3 separate regions of the Homo sapiens genome follow, and regions 1 and 2 are each linked to region 3. A link is a contact called in ENCODE Hi-C or POLR2A ChIA-PET data. All regions are on one chromosome and are shown on one strand. Each heading gives the region's core, a stretch centred on a gene start or an enhancer-like site at or near the end of the contact. The rest is flanking DNA. Distances are from core to core; before and after follow the strand shown. Region 1 holds the start of TMEM19 (transmembrane protein 19). Region 2 holds the start of CPSF6 (cleavage and polyadenylation specific factor 6). Region 3 holds the start of KCNMB4 (potassium calcium-activated channel subfamily M regulatory beta subunit 4).

Region 1 (3,550 bases), core at 828-3,327, 1.3 Mb before region 3:
TCTAATACACAAAAACGTACACAGATTCATTTGCATTAGGTGACTGGCCCCAGAGGGATATTTCAGTTTACAAATCCTGATTTATTCCATTTAGTTCAAGTCATAGTAAATACTGTCACTAACAAGAATCTTTTCTTACACCCCTCCCCTAAAACTCTGATGCCCCACTGTGAATCATTATGAACGAACTGCACTGAGAGCTTCTGTAGCCTGGAGAACCCTTTCCAACTATTCACATGTCTCTTTGCAAAAAGCCTACAGTCTGAAATGGCAATCCCTTACGATACAAGCATTCTCATTCTCCTTTTCATTTTTCCTTTGTTGCAAACTGACCAGTATTTTGTTTTCATAGGAGAAGGAAGTTTGTGTAAATGGAGGCTTATGCTCTAAAGCACCTTTAAAACTTTAAAGATCTGAGTCCAGAGTACCTTATATTTAAGCAATGTAGCTTTAGGCTTTAAAAGGAGTCTATTCTTTTGAAGCAACCAAATGGCAGATAAGTCCTTCAGCTCTCCAAATGTAAATAGTATACCGTTTTTAATTCTTATTATTTTTACAGAACATGTGAAACTGATAAACTACATTACTACTTTTTTTTTTTTGAGACGGATTCTCGCTCTGTGGCCCAGGCTGGAGTGCAGTGGCTCAATCTTGGTTCACTGCAACCTCCGCCTCCAGGGTTCAAGTGATTCTCCTGCCTCCATCTCCCAAGTAGCTGGGATTACAGCTTTTTTCTAGTTTTAGTAGAGCTGGGGTTTCACCGTGTTGGCCAGGCTGGTCTTGAACTCCCGACCTCAGGTTATTTGCCCGCCTCGGCCTCCCAAAGTGCTGGGATAACAGGCGTGAGCCACCGCGCCTGGCCCATTACTAATATTCTTATTCAAAATTAAAAGCATCACTGTAATTGCTTTACAAAGCTATATTCGCCTCACTTATCTTTTACCAAGACAGATGGAATAGTTACATAAAATATAAAGACATTTTGAAATAGGTGTAACTAGTCCAGAAGTGGTGGCCTGTATTGCCAGCACTTTGGGAGACACAGGTGGGAGGATCACTTGAGCCTAGGGGTTTGAGACCAGCCTAGCAACACAGAGGGACCCCTATCTTATACAAAATAAAAATTAAAAAAAAAAAGAAATAGGTATAACTCGAATTATCACAACAAGCATTTATTAAAGGCATTGTTTATACTATCATGTTAGTAAGTTAAATCAGGCTATGGAAGTTAAGTAAACACAACCATTCATAACCATTCAGAGGATATGAGTTTTGGATTTCACAATGGTATGGTTTTAATTTCCTCTGACTAGATTACAGAGAAACAACTTAGAACACTCAGACTTACCATAATAGGTGCTTGCAGTCATTGATATAATCCAGAAAGCTAACGAAATGCAAATGATCAGGCTCAGTATAACTATATTAGTTATCATCTTTATATATCTTTTGCATATATTGTCGTTAAGATCTGTCATGGAAAATAAGGATATGAGCTCCTGCGGGAAAGAATATTTAGCGTTTCGGAGAGAAAGTCATTTACGATGTGAGCAAGACACTTGTTCAGAGGCAAACATAAATCCCAACATATTCCACCGACCAAACAAGCATAAAAATCACAAAAATTCAAACTCCTTCCGGAAACTCCTACTGGCGGAGAGCTCCAATTCATATGGGCGTGGTCAACGCCTCACCGCAAAAGCAGAGCGCAACCCGGCGGACGGTGAGGGCCGGTCGCCGGCTGCCGGCCGCTTCAGCGCCTCACGCCGGAGCCCACGGGGAAAAGAGAAAGCCGAGGCAGCCAATCCGCGGTCCCGGCGCTGGCGAGTTCCACCCACCTCCCGTCGCAACCTTCTCACCCGCGGGCCGGGTAGGCCAGCGGCTGCAAAGGGGCAGCTAGGGCACCCGAACTTGGGCAAGTCTGGGAAGCACGCCCGACGCGGCTGAACGCAGTCACGTCCCGACAGCTGCGCAAGCCGCCCTAGGGTCAGGTCCAGCCGGCCAAGGCCGAGACCCCAGGAGCAAAGCCCGCGCCTCCCGGCGCCCCCGCCTCTAGCGCCTCGCCCGCTGTGGGCATGCGCCGCAGCCGCTTAGGGGGATGTCGCCTAGCTCACGTGGGCAGGCACTGCTGGCATCCTGGCCGGCTGCGTTTGCACTGCTTCTCCAAAACCACATTATAGGTACTAAACAACATTGTTTAGTACCTATAATGTGCTAGACTCCTGGCTGCTAGCGAGGTAAAGTTAAACATAGTTTCTATTACTGAGCTCTCGTAATTATTGTCATAACACCACTTAGATTGTGGAAATATCTGTCCTCACACCCCTTATATTAAAGGTGTGTGCATTTAGAAAGCAAAACGTCTTGTTAGCATTAAAAATCTGAATCGTGGCTGATTTCTTTTCTTTTCTTTTTTTTTTTTTCGAGACAGTGTCTCTCTCTGCCGCCCAGGCTGGAGTGCAGTGGCACGATCTCTGCTCACTGCAACCACCGCCTCCCAGGTTCTAAGCGATTCTCCTGCTCCAGCCTCCGGAGTAGCTGGGATTACAGGCGCCACAACCACGCCCGGCTAATTTTTATATTTTTAGTAGAGACGGGGTTTTGCCATGTTGGCCCGGCTGGTCTCGAACTCTTGACCTCAGGGGATCCACCCACCTCGGCCTCCCAAAGTGCTGGGTTTAATGGCGTGAGCTACAGCGCCCGGCCTGATTTCATGTTTTATGTGAAATTAACTTGTTTGCCTGGGTTAACAGTAATTAACTGATAATTACATAATATTTATCAATTTTTTCAGTTAATTGCTGACAGTGTAAGAAGAGGAGCCAAATCCATTTCAGACACAGTATGCAATTGTGTTTTAAGCCCCAAGAGTAGTTACTTTAAAAAAGCTCACATTATTTTAAATTTCAAAATACATGCCAAGACAGCTTGTCATTTTCTTTGGTAAGACATCTAATTAAGTAGTTAACTAAGAATCAAATCTGTGAAGTAGGACTAAATAGTAGTGGGCTTCCTGTACTAGATAATATACATATATGGTCTTTATGCTGAAATGTATTATGTGCCTACTTTATTTTTGTCTTAGTCTGTTCTGCATAGGTAAATGTTTGGATTATTTCACCAAGCTGACTGGCCAGTATCAATGTTACCAGACTACTGGGTAAAATTATTAATAATGAAAGCTAATGTTTTGTGGTTTGCACAGTCGCATTGTTTTTGTCTCTGCTTAGACAAAATTATAAACTGGTCTTTTTTTTTTTTTTCTTTTTTTTGCCTTGCTTCACCACAGTCACAGAGTGACCCTCTCTGATTAGTTGGTGTTCGATAGGAAAATCATAGCCTAGTTGTGAATGTCAAGCTATCTCCCAACACTGTGGTGTAGCTGTGTCAGGTCAGTCCCTGGATGTCAGGGATGATTTTCTCATGACTATTAGATCTGGCTAAAAAATGCATATTAAATAGTAGTGTCAGTGAACTGACCCTTTAGATGAATATTTTCCCTTCTATTTTTTTCAGTGACCAATTATAGATGTTTTTCTCCATAAAAGTT
Region 2 (3,251 bases), core at 510-3,009, 1.1 Mb after region 3:
GAACCTGTGTTGCACTCGAGGAATGTATCTGATTTGTAATGGACACAACTCAAGTATTATTATTTAAAACATAAGCACAATTTTAAAAACACAAAGATTTAAAAACTTAACCTTTGATTACAATGTATTACATTTAAACAAATCCAGTCTTTAACTGAATAGCAAACATTTAAAGCCAACTGGTATTTTTCTGTTTTCTAATATTTAAACCAGAGGCACAAAGTCATTCCTGAAAAATAAAACAGTAAAGATCTCTTGAGTTTCCTTGTTTTTTAAAAAGCCTGAGCAACTAGTCACGAATATGATGGTTAATGGAGGTGGGAAAACCACATTAGCCAGTAATATTTCATTAAACTTCTCATAGGGACCTGGGAAATACAAAAAAATAAGGCTTTTAGGAACATTGCAGTTAAGCACAATTTAATTGTTTTAAATGTGTTACTACATAAAATGCAGTAGATACGAACAGCAGGTTCAAACCTTAAACGTCACTAGCAACAAACGACATCTTTTGCAAGGATGCCCATTAACAGACATCACAGCCCCGCGTTACCTCTAAGCAACGTCGTTCAGGAAAACCTTGCATTCTCACTTTCGCTCAACCTTTCAAAAGGTAACACGGGGCCCGGGGGTGGGGGTGGGGGGATTTAACACTTTGTTTTCGAAAATAGGGTCTTATCTATAACTCTTTATTTTTAAACCACATCATAAGGATTTGGGGTGAACGTTCTTTCATTTTAATCACTATGAGATCTGTGGGTGAGCTAACATCTTTTTGTTCCATCCAACCATCGCGCTTCCAATTCTTCCTTTTGGTCCCCGGCCACTCATCTTCACAGGTATTTTCATCACAAAGGCCAACAACGACTGGGCTTCAAAGCACTGCAAGCCCTGGATTAATGAGGCAGGACCAGCGCACCGACTTTTATCTGTGGCTCCAAAAGTCAAAGGACTTGTTGCAAATGAGCCCGCACCTCAGTCGCCTTCAGAAAGTGTGAGGGGAGGAGGAAGGCGCCACGCCGAAACCTGTCGCAAACCCGAGAAGGAGAGCCCCGGGGACTGGGCGCGCGGGATACAAAGGGCCGTGAACGCGGCCTTCCATGAGGCGACAGTGCGCGGGCAGGGAGACAAAATGGAGCGATGGGAGGAATCGGAGCCCGAGCGGCAGCGGCGGGGAAGGGGCGGCGGCGGCGGGCACGCGCCCCGCCAGGGCTTCCTCCTCCGACCAGCGACGGGGGAGGGGGCGCGGCGGCGGCCAGTTCTCTCCGCCGCTTACACGCGGCCCCACCGCCCGGGCCTAGCGCGGCGGGAAGCGCCAGCCGGGTGCCGCCAACAATAGGGAGCGAGGCAGCGCCGGCGAGGGAGGAGCCGGCGGCAGCTGCACAGCGGCCCGCGTCCGCGCTCCGGGCCCCGCGGCGACTCGCCGCGCCCGCGGCCCGTGAAACGACGCGGTAGAACGAGGGGCGGGGGGGCGCCACGCCAGGGGTCGGCGGCGCGGCCCAGAGGCGGCAAGGGCGCACACTCTGCAGTCGCTTCGGCTCGCGGCCGCAGCGGGCCCCGGGTCAGCTTCCCGGCCGCAGCGCCGCCCGCGTCGGCGGCGGGGACCTGGGCTCTCACGTACCTGGTTGAACTCTTCGCCGACATCCGCGTAAATGTCTATGTGGTCCACGCCGTCCGCCATCTTCCTTCAGCCTCGGCCGCCGCCGCCGCCGCCGCCTCCTGCAGGTCTGCCCGCCGCGGCAGCAGCAGCGGATCTAGCGGCGGTGGGGGGGCGCTTGCGTCACTTCCGAGGCCCGAGGGAGGGAGGCGCGGGCGACAGGGGCCGGCCGGGGGCGGGGACTCTGCAGCCCAGCCGCTCTGCTGGCTGAGGAAAGGCTGCGCCTCTGAGGGCAGAGGACGTTTCTTTTGTGTCTGGGTGAGGCCCGGGAGTGGGGGCCAATTTTTTTGTCCTACTCGCGCATCCAGCTTAGCAGTGGGTCCCACCTGTTTCCACACACCGTCTTTTCACGTGGCCTCTGGCATACTCAGACGTTTTGTTAATATTTTCATTTATCCGTTGTTCTTATCTTTCTCACATCCAGGACTTTTAAAGGTGGAAGTTATATGTCCGTGCTTAAATGCAAAGTGTAACCCCCGGGCATTCTGTGAACGGCTTAAGACCAAAAACAATGTCTTGTTTCTGCATCCTCAGAGACCAGCAGAGTTTTATTTGCATCGTAAACGCTAGATACCCGTCAGTGGTTATCTTTGCATGCTGTTTATGTTGCCATTTCCATCTCTAATCTTCGTGGGCTTCTTTCCCCCCCACCTTCCTCTCGCATTCATTGCCATTCATTTTTTCTTCCTTAGATCTACAGTAGGTTGTCTCTGGCGTAGTTCAGATGCTTCTAACATGAATGCAGTCATCTTAGAGCACACCCAAGAGAGTGGAGGTATCTTGAGGCCAGGGGGGCTTCTCTCTCAGAATCCTAGAATGTCCCAACGGGAAGGGAACTGGAAAGGTGTCCTTAGGTCTAAACATCTCATTTTACAGAAGAGAAGACTGAGGCCTAATAGAACCTAAGTGATTTAACCAGGTCACATGGTCAATAAAGGTAGGAACATTCAGCCACGATACTTTACTCAAAGATGTCTCTCCAGTTTGAAACTTTCCCCTCCATTCTTAATTTCTTTTTCACTCATTAAAAAATATACTGTAGTAGAGCGTGTTTCCTGAGAAACTGGCCAGAAATCATTCATAGAATAACCCAAACAACATCTGTAAGGTTGGGCATCTCTAATCCAAAAATTTGAAATGCTCCAAAATCTGAAACTTTTTGCGCACTGACATGATGCCACAAGTGGAAAATTCCACACCTGATCTTATTTGCCAGGTCGCAGTCAAAAATGCAATCAAAACTTTTTTTCATGCACAAAATAACTAAAAGTATTGTATGAAATAATCTTCAGGCTGTGTGTATAAGGTATATGTGAAACATAAATGAATTTCGTTTAGGCTTGGGTCCCATCTCCTGGATAATTTATGTATATGCAAATATTCCAAAATCCCCTCAAATCCAAGCATTTTTGCATAAAAAAGACTCAATCTGCACTTGGTATGGTGGAAAAAGCATGGTTGCAGTCCTGGAGGCCAGTCTGGTGATCTGGGTACCCATTTCTAATCAGACATTTTATCAGCTAGATGACCTCAGTCAAGTTTTCAACTCTCATATTCAATCTCAGAATCTTTAAAATCCAAGCAATAATATCTA
Region 3 (3,694 bases), core at 391-2,890:
CCTCTCTCTGCTCTCCATCCCGGGAGTCCTAACCAGGTTTTATCTTTTTTTTTTTTCTTTTTCTTTTTCTTCTTGCTTGCTTTCGAGACCAATAGAAGTTGTCAGAGAAGTCATATTAGGTACATTTCACTGAAGGTTTTCTATTTTCAGCAAGTTTTACTGTTCTCCAGACGACTCCTGACTGTCCCTAAACACAAAGGGTAACTAGGCTCCCTGTAGACTCTTTTGAGAATCTATTTCATGAAAACTAGGAGCCCTCTGTACTTCCCAAAATGGACCCGCAATATTCCACATTTGATTCCGGGTCGTTTGTCAAGCCACAAAAGCTTATCTTTGAACCCCAAGTTGAAAATGCCTATGTAGAGCGAAAAGGTGAGGAACTCTCTCACAACTTTCGAGAGTCCCCTCGACCTTTCAAGGAAGGTCATTCCATCTGAGTTCTAGATGAGACCAGCTGAAGCTCGGACCTTGACCGTGAGCTGGAGTAGGTGGATCCCCGCTAACCACTGGCTTTAAATGGAGGAAAAGTTAACTTTCTTGGCTCCTTGCACTTCTCCAAACCCAGTCCGGTAGGCGCAGGACCCGGACTGGGTCGAGGCCTCAAAATCTGAGACCAGGCAAGACAGGTTTTAAAGTAAGCCTCTGGGCACCACTGGTCGCCGCGCGTAAACCCACCTGAAAAGACCGGAGCCCTGGGGCTCCCTGATGTAGTCATTCCTGGTTTGAGCACAGCCTGCGCCACCTGGTCTCCTCCTAGCAATGCGAGCACACGCCGAACCCTCCCCGCGCGGAGTCTAACACCGACGCTGCCTCCAAACCTCCCTCGCGGGGAGCCCCTGGGTGCGCGGGGCGTTCTTACCTTGGGGTTGGTCAGGAGCTGGTGCTCGTCGCTGTGCAGCAGCGCCCTAGAGTTGGACTCAGAGTTGTTCACGTAGACCTGGACGCAGGGGTACTGCGAGGTGCCCCTGCAGTCGGCGCCACAGGTGAAGGTGCACTCGAACACCTCGCCGATCTGCTGCACCGACAGCACCGTGCAATTGGCCTCCGTGGCTTGCAGATCCTGCAGCGCGGGACTCAGCCAGCAGAAGCCGAAGATGAAGAGCGACACGACGCCGGAGATGATGAGAAACAAGCCGAGCCGGATGCTCTTGTCCTCGGCTTCCGTGTACTCGTAAGCCACCCGGAGCTTCGCCATCGCCCCCCACTCTCGGCGGCTGGCGTGCTCCCCCCGCCCCCTCCCGCCCCCGGCGCCGAGCCCGACTGCCTCGGGCGGGAGGAGCCGCCGCCGCCACCGCCGCCGCCGCGCGACAGCAGGGGAGTGGGCGGCGAGGGGGAGCGCGCGAGAACAAAGGGGCCGAGGCCAGCGACGCCCCCGGCGGCGGCGGCGGCAGCGCCCCCCAGCCCCCCAGCCGCCGCCTGGGCCCCGCGGTGCAGCAGCCGCTTCAGAGCCTCCTGCACCCTCGGGCGCGGGGAGCGCACGGACCGCTCCAGCTTCCAGCGCCCCCTGCCAGCCTCCGCCCCCGCACTCTCCCCGCCTCCCCCACCCCGCCTCCTCTCGTCGGGTGTCTCTCTGTCTCCATCGCCCGCTGGCCGCTACTCCGCTGACTCGCCCGGCAGCTGCCCCAAGGCTAGGAGTGTCTGAGCTGGGGCGAGCCCGGGGGCTCCCCCGTGCAGGAGGAGGCTCCGCCCCGCCCCGTCCGCAGCAGACCCGGGCCCTTCCGCCCCGCCCCGCTCCGCCCCGCCCCGCCCGGGGGCGTCTCCTTTGGGCGAGGGGCTGACGGGCACAAGCGACAGCGGCGACTTGCAATCGGAATCTTCGCTCACTCCCCTTAGAGGGACGTCCGAGATGAAAGATTAAGATCAATTTAGCTTAACCGGAGGGAAGTTAAAATAATAATAATAATAAGAGGGGAGGGTGGAGTTCAAGTGGAGCGGCGGGAATCTTGAACTCCAAACGAGTACTGGTCACCTGCAGGGAGAGCGGCCAGGCTCCGGGCGCACCCCGGGAAGCGGGCACGGGTGGCGGTGTGGGAGGACACGAGCCGCCCAGGCCGGGCGGATCGAGGTGAAAGCCCCAGGCTAGCGGTGTGCGCTGGGAGGTCCCCGGGGACGACTGAATCGCAGGTTCCCATGCCACGGGCGGGCTGGCGCGCGGTGGTGCCGGAGGCGTGACCCAGCCGCGCCCACGCCGCCAGCGGCTGCGCCCAAGGGAGCGCAGTAACCGTCCAGTCCCAGGACTTGGGCCTCCTAACCGTCTTGGCGCAGACCCGCGCCCCCTGACCCTGCTGAGGCCGGGAGGGCTGCAGGATTGGAGTTAAACAAGCTGAGTCAGGTGGAGTTTGCTGTGGAGGCAATGTGCGTGGGGGCAGGAGGCTGGACGAAGGAAACTTGCTGCTTAGGTCGTCGGTGACCCTTGTGGCAACTTAGGTCTCTGGCAGCCGAGTTGACCCCAACTTGATTTGCCCCCATGGCTGGGGCTGACTGAGACCAAAGGAAAAAGGTGGAGAGCTTTGCAGCCTGGAAAGAAATACCACTTTACCCATCAGAAAAGTACTCTTGCTTTGGGGCTCGCAAGAACAGAATCATTTCTGTCGTTTCCCTCCTTAGGAGTCTTGCCACCCCTGACCCGCCCCAGGATTTGTAGATGAGGTTTCCAGGAGCGCTGCTTAAAGCGACAGCGCCGGGCAGACCCACTTTGGGACAGGTACTGTTTCTAGACCTGTGTTCTGCTCTTAATTCTTGCCGTTGCTCCCTCCTCCCCCAATTACGCTAACAATGCTTCAGCCTCTATTGTTTTCGCGACCTTTTTAAAGTTAGAATGACCTTTTCCCAAACTACACTTTTATCATAAAATCAAACTTGAGAACTATTTATATGTACATTTCGAAGAATAAAATCAGAATATTAACTTCCTTGCAAACTACATAAACTTTTTTTGTTTGCTTGTAAGTCTCAAATGAATAAACTCTTAATTATGTTCCTGATGAATACGGAAACATGGAATCATGGAATTCTTGACTTCTCTTTCCTGGACTTCAAATGTTACTTAACTGGTATTGAGTACCTTTCGACTGCAGTTCTGATAACGTTATTTTGAAGCACTACATTATGACAGGTAACAAGTATTTCCCAGCAATGGGCAAATTAATTACAGGAAGATCCTAAGTGTCTTTTTCTCAATAAATTAAGAAGATGTAGAGTTTGAAAAACGTCCAAATTAGGAAGATGCTTTGTTCTCTAATACCTTTCAGGTTTTGAGATTTTCTTTTTTTAATTTAAATGTAAGAATTGTATTCTTTTCCTGTTAGCATAAAGACAATTGTGATTACATTGCTTAAAAGTGAGTTTAATAATTGAAATAGCATAACCGAAAATCACAAATCTTCAATCTGAATCTTTTTCCTATTGCAGGAAAAATAAAAAACATAGGAAATAATCTTTTTTTTCTATTGTTATAATCTTCTTTTCCAAGAAAGGAAAAGCTATGTCTAAGATCTGAAGCAATGATGAACAAATAACAAGATACAATTATTCTAGCTCAGTATGTTGAGGAACTGAAATGAGGCAGAATTAATTCCTATTAATGCACAGCAGTTGGGGGACTACCAATAATTTAATGAATATGGTTCGTTTTTCAATGATTCCAGAGCTCAAAGTCTTCTGTGAATGAAACCTCTGCCTCAAAACTGAAGTA

The links. A loop is a pair of places that touch in the nucleus more often than their neighbours do. ChIA-PET counts read pairs that join two places held with the same protein, here RNA polymerase II (POLR2A). Pooled maps may share reads with other maps.
Region 1: a map of CD8-positive, alpha-beta T cell shows a loop between it and region 3 (8-fold over the local background). The contact joins the promoter of TMEM19 here to the promoter of KCNMB4 in region 3. A Hi-C loop is called at or near these places in 2 of 168 maps with a recorded cell type or tissue (CD8-positive, alpha-beta T cell and OCI-LY7), 1 of 37 single-sample maps with no recorded cell type and 6 of 50 pooled maps.
Region 2: a map of naive thymus-derived CD4-positive, alpha-beta T cell shows a loop between it and region 3 (4-fold over the local background). The contact joins the promoter of CPSF6 here to the promoter of KCNMB4 in region 3. A Hi-C loop is called at or near these places in 1 of 168 maps with a recorded cell type or tissue (naive thymus-derived CD4-positive, alpha-beta T cell) and 8 of 50 pooled maps. POLR2A ChIA-PET finds 5 or more read pairs at or near these places in 1 of 52 experiments (PC-9).

Annotation. Positions count from the first base shown.
Region 1 is chr12:71,684,609-71,688,158 of GRCh38, reverse strand. TMEM19 (transmembrane protein 19) reads right to left here and starts at 2,077. Exons shown (of 6, transcript NM_018279.4): 1 at 1,349-2,077. The coding sequence starts at 1,478. LOC124902965 (a long non-coding RNA gene) reads left to right here and starts at 2,095. Exons shown (of 2, transcript XR_007063367.1): 1 at 2,095-2,237. RefSeq lists an enhancer at 112-181 and silencers at 1,530-1,745, 1,736-1,805.
Region 2 is chr12:69,238,077-69,241,327 of GRCh38, reverse strand. It overlaps CPSF6 (cleavage and polyadenylation specific factor 6), which reads right to left and starts at 1,759. Exons shown (of 10, transcript NM_007007.3): 1 at 1,622-1,759. The coding sequence starts at 1,681. RefSeq lists enhancers at 443-1,022, 1,023-1,603 and silencers at 1,067-1,286, 1,437-1,936.
Region 3 is chr12:70,364,236-70,367,929 of GRCh38, reverse strand. KCNMB4 (potassium calcium-activated channel subfamily M regulatory beta subunit 4) reads right to left here and starts at 1,640. Exons shown (of 3, transcript NM_014505.6): 1 at 860-1,640. The coding sequence starts at 1,195. RefSeq lists a silencer at 1,585-1,824.